2 separate regions of the Homo sapiens genome follow, and region 2 is linked to region 1. Evidence: read pairs that join two places in POLR2A ChIA-PET (ENCODE). Cell type or tissue: endothelial cell of umbilical vein. All regions are shown on one strand. Each heading gives the region's core, and the rest is flanking DNA. Links, peaks and the distances in the headings are about the cores only.

What was found. ChIA-PET counts read pairs that join two places held together with the same protein. Peaks named below come from ENCODE experiments on the same cell type or tissue, not always from the same donor. Only the 100,000 strongest peaks of a DNase experiment are listed, where the experiment ranks them.
Region 2: POLR2A ChIA-PET joins it to region 1 with 12 read pairs; 3 of 35 experiments call an interaction of 5 or more read pairs at or near these places.

Annotation. Positions count from the first base shown.
Region 1 is chr7:76,433,683-76,437,690 of GRCh38, reverse strand. It overlaps ZP3 (zona pellucida glycoprotein 3), which reads right to left. Exons shown (of 8, transcript NM_001110354.2): 5 at 3,536-3,653. Among named protein-coding and RNA genes, the nearest start is that of ZP3, 11 kb to the right of the region's middle. In endothelial cell of umbilical vein, for the core only: no CTCF peak of the experiment used is centred there; no DNase peak of the experiment used is centred there.
Region 2 is chr7:76,612,241-76,616,248 of GRCh38, reverse strand. All of the region lies in intron 4 of POMZP3 (POM121 and ZP3 fusion), which reads left to right. The region is part of intron 2 of LINC03009 (long intergenic non-protein coding RNA 3009); the gene reads right to left. Among named protein-coding and RNA genes, the nearest start is that of POMZP3, 13 kb to the left of the region's middle. In endothelial cell of umbilical vein, for the core only: no CTCF peak of the experiment used is centred there; a DNase peak (open chromatin) is centred at 2,252.

The DNA of each region.
Region 1 (4,008 bases), core at 1,505-4,004:
CCCATCTCTACTAAAAAAAAAAAAAAAAATACAGAAATTAGCTGGGCATGGTGGCAGGTGCCTATAATCCCAGCTACTTGGGAGGCTGGAATGGAAGAATTGCTTGAACCTGGGAGATGGGAAGTTGCAGTGAGCTGAGATTACGCCATTGCACTCTAGCCTGGGCAACAAGAGTGACACTCCATTTCCCCCCAAAAAAAAACAAAAAAAAAAAAAAAAAGAGGGGAGTGTGATAGCTCATGCCTGTAATCCCAGCACTTGCTGAGGCAGGTGGATCACCTGAGGTCAGGAGTTTAAGACCAGCCTGACCAACATAGTGAAACCCCATCTCTACTAAATATTCAAAAATTAGCCAGGCGTGGTGATTGAGTGCCTATAATTCCAACTATTAGGGAGGCTGAGGCAGGAGAATGGCTTGAATAAGGAGGTGGAGGTTGCAGTGAACCGAGATCATGCCATTGCATTCCAGCCTGGGTGACAGAGCGAGACTCTGTCCAAAAAAAAAAAAAAAAAAAAAAAGTACACAGGGTCTTGCTCTGTTGAGGGCAATAGCACCATCATAGCTCACTGCAGCCTTAAACACCTGAACTCTGATCCTCCCACCTCGGCCTCCCAAGGTGCTGGGATTACAGATGTGAACCACCGTGCCCAGCCACCCTATTGCTCTGAAATAGGGTTGTTCCTTCTTTGTGCCATGGGACATAGTCTACTGAGGCATCATCAATCCTACCTTTGAAGGGGGGCCCTCCAAGGGCTCAGACTATCTTCCATTAAACAGCACTGTTCTCTGGTCTTAGTTACCCCTCAACCCCCAGAGATTGAGAAACCACCTCAGTCCATACCCATGCTGACCGCTACCACCTCTGTGAAAACTTCTCTCCATCTTCTTCCCAAATGGCCACACCTGAGGTCAATCTTGACTTCCTCCCACAACCAGGATCCTCTCCCCTAAGGAGCTATCGGTCACTGATCCGAGGGCCAGGACTCTTTTCCCAAATCTGCCCTCCTTTATCCCCAGCCCCACTGAAGCAGGGCCCACCACTGAGAGCTTCAGGCCATCTCATCAATATTAGATGCTTTTCCCTTTTGCTACCCTACTGATCTGTGTGTTGATCTTTCTCTTCCCACAAGGCAGCTGCTGGAGGAGGTGAAGTGGCATCGATGTCATCTTTGAAAAGTTTCTACTTTGTCCCTTAATGCCACCCTGACGTATGAGCCTCTGCTTCAGAGGTTTGCAAGCCTGGCTGCGTATTAGAGTCACCTAGGAGCTTAAGTGGCTTTTGATGCATTTCCAAGTAGAATAAGGTAGGTCAGTAGATGGAGGATAACAGTAAAATGCTAGCAGGCCGGGTACAGTGGCTCACGCCTGTAATCCCAGCACTTTGGGAGGCCAAGGCAGGTGGATCGTTTGAGGTCGGGTATTCAAGACCAGCCTGGCCAATATGGTGAAACCATCTCTACTAAAAATATAACAGGCACTCAGTAGTGGCGTATGCCTACAATCTCAGCTACTTGGGAGGCTAAGGCAGGAGAATCGCTTGAGCCTGGGAGGTGGAAGTTGCAGTGACCTAAGATTGGGCCACTGTACTCCAGCCTGGGTGACAGAGACCCTCTCAAAAAAAAAAAAAAAAAAAAAAAAAAAAAAAAAAAAAAAAAAAAAGGGGGCGGGGGGCGCGTGGTGGTTCATGCCTATAATCCCAGCACTTTGGGAAGCTGAGGCGGTTGGATAATGAGGTCAAGAGTTCAAGACCAGCCTGGCCAAAATGATGAATCCCTGTCTCTACTAAGAAATACAAGGATTAGCCGGGCATGGTGGCAGGCGCCTACAATCCCAGCTACTCAGGAGGCTGAGGCAGAATTGCTTGCACCCGGAGGCAGAGGTTGCAGTGAGCCAAGACCGCACCATTGCATTCCAGCTTGGGTGACAGAGTGAGACTGTCTCAAAAAAAAAAAAAAAATGCTGGTGGTAGAACCTAGATGGTGTGCACACTGAAGTTCATGGAGTTTTACAGCAAACACCTATGAAGATTTAGTTAATGTTACAAAATGTGACACCATGCCCTACCCCAATAGAGTGAAGGTATGAGACTCTCTACAATCAGTATTTTTACAACCTCTCCAGATGATTAGTATAGAGCCAGCACTGGAAACCCCTACTTTAATCACTTCCTAACCACCTATTCTAAGCTCACCGCCTCACCTCTCATCTCAGTGAGCTTGTTTAAAAGCTACTTGAGGCTGGGCATGGTGGCTCACGCCTGTAATTCCAGCACTTTGGGAGACCGAGGCAGGCGGATCACCTGAGGTCAGGAGTTTGGGACCAGCCTGGACAACATGGTAAAACCTTGTCTCTACTAGAAATACAAAAAAATTAGCCAGGCATGGTGGCGGGTACCTGTACTCCCAGCTACTTGGGAGACTGAGGCAGGAGAATCACTTGCACCTGGGAACCTGGAGTGGCTGGGACTACAGGTGCCCACCATCATGCCCAGCTAATTTTTTGTATTTTTAGTAGAGGGGGTTTCACCGTGTTAACCAGGATGGTCTCAATCTCCTGACCTCGTGATCTGCCCGCCTCAGCCTCCCAAAGTGCTGGGATTATGGGCACGAGCCACCGCACCAGGCAATTTACTTCTAACCACTTACCAGTACTTCCCGGCTAGATGTTGGTCCTTGCACCTGCACTTCCTACTGCATCCCTCCCCCACCTCAGCCATTAGGCAGTTCCCATCTTCATTCCTTCCTTCTCCTTCCCTCTTAGTGTCAATTTGAGTTTTCTAGTTTAGGTTCTCAAGGGGAGGACCCAGACTGGCAGAACCAACACTTAAGAATGCAGATTCTAGGCTTCACTAGACCACCTGAATCAAACCCTGGGTTGGGGCCCAGTCATCAATTTCAACAAGCCCTCCAGCTGAGGATGATGCCTTCAGAATCACTAGCCTAACCTATGACCAAGTTCAAGAAGCCACCCTGGCTACGAAGTTCACACTGGTTTTCTTTGCCCCTGCAGAAAGCCTCCAGGAAGGCTAACACCTGCCTTTTTTTTTTTTTTTGGAGATGGAGTCTCACTGTCACTCAGGCTGGAGGTGCAGTGGCACAATCTCTGCTCACTGCAACCTCTGCCTCCCAGGTTCAAGCTATTCTCCTGCTTCAGCCTCCCAGGTAGCTGGGATTACAGGTACCCAACCACCACACTCAGCTAATTTTTTTTGTATATTTAGTAGAGTCGGGGTTTTACTATGTTGGCCAGGCTGGTCTTGAACTCCTGACCTCAAGTGATCCACCCCCCTCGGCCTCCCAAAGTATTGGGATTACAAGCATGAGCCACCGTGCCCGGCCTCTACCTCTTAAGGCTTCATATTGTTCATCCTTCTGCTTGAAGGCCTCGCTAAAGCTCATGGCTTTACTTGTAAGTTTGAGTTACTGGGACACAGCTCTAAGTCATTTGCTTAGGGGTGGAGCTAGTGAGTGACCCCATTCAGTAGGATATGAAGGTTGCAAGTTCAGCCTTCTTTCAGGCTGTTAAAGCTCTTACCATGTTTCTGGAGTCATTAGCAAAGTGGAAGACATCCACTGTGAACTGGAGTGTATCTGGCCCGGGTCGAGGAACTTTGAATGCAGAAGAGGCATCAGTGAGACCGTCGACAAGACAGCTTGGAAGAAAACAGAACGGTATTAAAGCCAGACAGGTGGGCCGGGCACCGTGGCTCACGCCCATAATCCCAGCACTTTGGGAGGCCAAGGTGGGTGGATCACTTGAGGTCAGGAGTTCGAGACTAGCCTGGCAAACATGGTGAAACCTTGTCTCTACTAAAAATACAAAAATTAGCCAGGCATGGTGATGGGCACCTGTAATCTCAGCTACTTGGGGGGCTGAGGCAGGAGAATCACTTAAACCTGGGAGGCAGAGGTTGCAGAGGGCAGAGATCAAGCCTCTGTATTCCAGCCTGGGTTACAGAGTGACACTGTCTCAAAAAGCCAAACAGGTGGCTTTAGGGTCATTTTGCT
Region 2 (4,008 bases), core at 928-3,427, 180 kb before region 1:
TGCAATGGTGCGGTCTTGGCTCACTGCAACCTCTGCCTCCGGGTGCAAGCAATTCTCCTGCCTCAGCCTCCTGAGTAGCTGGGATTGCAGGCGCCTGCCACCATGCCCGGCTAATCCTTGTATTTCTTAGTAGAGACAGGGTTTCATCATTTTGGCCAGGCTGGTCTTGAACTCTTGACCTCATTATCCAACCGCCTCAGCTTCCCAAAGTGCTGGGATTATAGGCATGAACCACCACGTGCCACCTGCCCCCCCCCCCTTTTTTTTTTTTTTTTGAGAGGGTCTCTGTCACCCAGGCTGGAGTACAGTGGCCCAATCTTAGGTCACTGCAACTTCCACCTCCCAGGCTCAAGCGATTCTCCTGCCTTAGCCTCCCAAGTAGCTGAGATTGTAGGCATACGCCACTACTGAGTGCCTGTTATATTTTTAGTAGAGATGGTTTCACCGTATTGGCCAGGCTGGTCTTGAATACCCGACCTCAAACGATCCACCTGCCTTGGCCTCCCAAAGTGCTGGGATTACAGGCGTGAGCCACTGTACCCGGCCTGCTAGCATTTTACTGTTATCCTCCATCTACTGACCTACCTTATTCTACTTGGAAATGCATCAAAAGCCACTTAAGCTCCTAGGTGACTCTAATACGCAGCCAGGCTTGCAAACCTCTGAAGCAGAGGCTCATACGTTAGGGTGGCATTAAGGGACAAAGTAGAAACTTTTCAAAGATGACATCGATGCCACTTCACCTCCTCCAGCAGCTGCCTTGTGGGAAGAGAAAGATCAACACACAGATCAGTAGGGTAGCAAAAGGGAAAAGCATCTAATATTGATGAGATGGCCTGAAGCTCTCAGTGGTGGGCCCTGCTTCAATGGGGCTGGGGATAAAGGAGGGCAGATTTGGGAAAAGAGTCCTGGCCCTCGGATCAGTGACCGATAGCTCCTTAGGGGAGAGGATCCTGGTTGTGGGAGGAAGTCAAGATTGACCTCAGGTGTGGCCATTTGGGAAGAAGATGGGGAGAAGTTTTCACAGAGGTGGTAGCAGTCAGCATGGGTATGGACTGAGGTGGTTTCTCAATCTCTGGGTGTGGAGGGGTAACTAAGACCAGAGAACAGTGCTGTTTAATGGAAGATAGTCTGAGCCCTTGGAGGGCTCCCCTTCAAAGGTAGGATTGATGATGCCTCAGTAGACTATGTCCCATGGCACAAAGAAGGAACAACCCTATTTCAGAGCAATAGGGTGGCTGGGCACGGTGGTTCACATCTGTAATCCCAGCACCTTGGGAGGCCGAGGTGGGAGGATCAGAGTTCAGGTGTTTAAGGCTGCAGTGAGCTATGATGGTGCTATTGCCCTCAACAGAGCAAGACCCTGTGTACTTTTTTTTTTTTTTTTTTTGGACAGAGTCTCGCTCTGTCACCCAGGCTGGAATGCAATGGCATGATCTCGGTTCACTGCAACCTCCACCTCCTTATTCAAGCCATTCTCCTGCCTCAGCCTCCCTAATAGTTGGAATTATAGGCACTCAATCACCATGCCTGGCTAATTTTTGAATATTTAGTAGAGATGGGGTTTCACTATGTTGGTCAGGCTGGTCTTAAACTCCTGACCTCAGGTGATCCACCTGCCTCAGCAAGTGCTGGGATTACAGGCGTGAGCTATCACACTCCCCTCTTTTTTTTTTTTTTTTTTGGGGGAAATGGAGTGTCACTCTTGTTGCCCAGGCTAGAGTGCAATGGCGTAATCTCAGCTCACTGCAACTTCCCATCTCCCAGGTTCAAGCAATTCTTCCATTCCAGCCTCCCAAGTAGCTGGGATTATAGGCACCTGCCACCATGCCCAGCTAATTTCTGTATTTTTTTTTTTTTTTTAGTAGAGATGGGGTTTCACCATGTTGGCCAGGCTGGTCTCAAACTCCTGACCTCAGGTGATCCACTGACCTCAGCCTCCCAAAGTGCTGGGATTACAGGCATGAGCCACCACGCCCAGCCTAGACCCTGCTTCTAAAAGGCCGCTATAGGGGAACTGCCCTGGGATCTTAGACTCCAGTTAGCACCAGAAAAACATACTAGGAAGAAGCTAAGGATGAAAGTACATTTCCTTTGTGGAATAGACAACAGGGCCTTGGAAGCTTCTTACTTGCAGGGCAGGTGGCTAAGATGGGCAGCTGGACAACTGCTAAACTGGCTTGTTTCTAAAAGTCTGAATTTACATGGTTTCAAGTTTCTCTGCTGGTGTACTCGGCCACTAGGTGGTGACTGAGGCTTGTGGCTCTGAGGCTTCTGCTGCAAGGTGGCAGAATTGCCATGCTCTGCCCGAGGTTGAGCAGGGAGGAATTTTAGCCCTGCCTGAAATATGAAGGGAAACTGACCTGGGGACGGGCCAAGGCTAGACTGAGCCCTGGCTCTGTCAGAATGGCCCCTAGCCCCAGCAGCAGGATGGAATGTCAGTCTAAAATGAGAAGGCTTGGCCAGGTACGGTGGCTCATGCCAATAATCCCAGCACTTTGTGAGGCCAAGGCAGGTGGATCACTTGAGGCCAGGAGTTCAAGACAAGCCTGGCCAACATGGGGAAACCCCATCTCTACTACAAATACAAAAACTAGCCTGGTGTGGTGGTGGGTACCCATAATCCCATCTACTTGGGAGGCTGAGGCAAGAGAATCGCTTAAACCTCGGAGGTAGTGGCTACAGTGTACTCCAGCCTGGACTAGAGACAGACTCCGTCTCAGAAAAAAAAAAAAAAAAAAGGGTAGGGGGGCAGTGCTTACAGGGTAGTTGACTATTCCCTGGGTGGGGGGGGTCCTTCAGCTCCCAGCAGGAGCTCATATTGGGTTCATTCCCTCGTACTTGTCTAACGAGGGTGGGTAAACGTTTCCCAGAGGCCAGGACTGTCAGGGTATCAGCCTGGTGAGTCTTCTGGTCGTCATATCCCTTACAGGTGAAGGGAGACTGACGTAGGCTTGACTAATAGCAGAGGTATGTGCAAGGAAGAAAAGCCCAGGGAAGCTTGCCCAAAGAGTGAGCCATCAAACTCAAGTCTGGCCGGGCGCAGTGGCTCACGCCTGTAATCCCAGCACTTTGGGAGGCCAAGGCAGGTGGATCACAAGGTCAGGAGTTCAAGACCAGCCTGGCCAAGATGGTGAAACCCTGTCTCTACTAAAAATACAAAAAAATTAGCGAGGCATTATGGCAAGTGCCTGTAATCCCAGCTACTTGGGAGGCTGAGGCAGGAGAATTGCTTGAACCTAGGAGGCAGAGGTTGCAGTGAGCTGAGATCGTGCCATTGCACTCCAGCCTAGGCAACAGCAAGACTCCACCTCAAAAAAAAAAAACAAAAAAAAAACCTCTTAAGTCTGAAATGGAAACTCCACAGAAGCAAGTCCAAAAGGCTTCTTTATGTGCCCAAGGACCTCAGGTCCCAGAAACAACTTGGTCTTGCCTTAGCTGGCAATACAGTGACTACATCCCTGAAGAAAAGTAGCTTGTCAACTAGTCAAGTGGCAGGTGGCAGCGTCAGAAACCCAGCTAAGCTGCTAGCTATTAAGGTGTCTACCACTCACCTCGGTCACCTGGGGATGGGCGCGGGTTTAGCAATGCTGAGTTAAGCCCAGGACTGGCCAGGCACGGATAGCTGGCACCTGTAATCCCAGTACTTTGGGAGGCTGAGGCGGACAGATCACTTGAGCCCAGGAGTTTGAGGCCAGCTTGGGCAACATGGCAAAACCTCATCTCTGCAAAAAATCCAAAATTAGCCAGGTGTAGTGGCTTGTACCCGTAATTCCAGCTGCTCATGAGGCTGAGGTGGGAGGATCCCTTGAGCCCAGGAGGTCAAGGCTATAGTGAGGCATCATCATACCACTGTACTCCAGCCTGGGTGACAGGCCCTGTCTCAGAAGCCCAGGGTCAAGCATGTTCAATGATTGGGTAAGTTTGGAAAAGATCAGGGGAATAAGTGGTGGATTCCAGTCTAAAACTAGTTGCTACTTGCTCTAACATTGGGTAAGTGAACCTTTA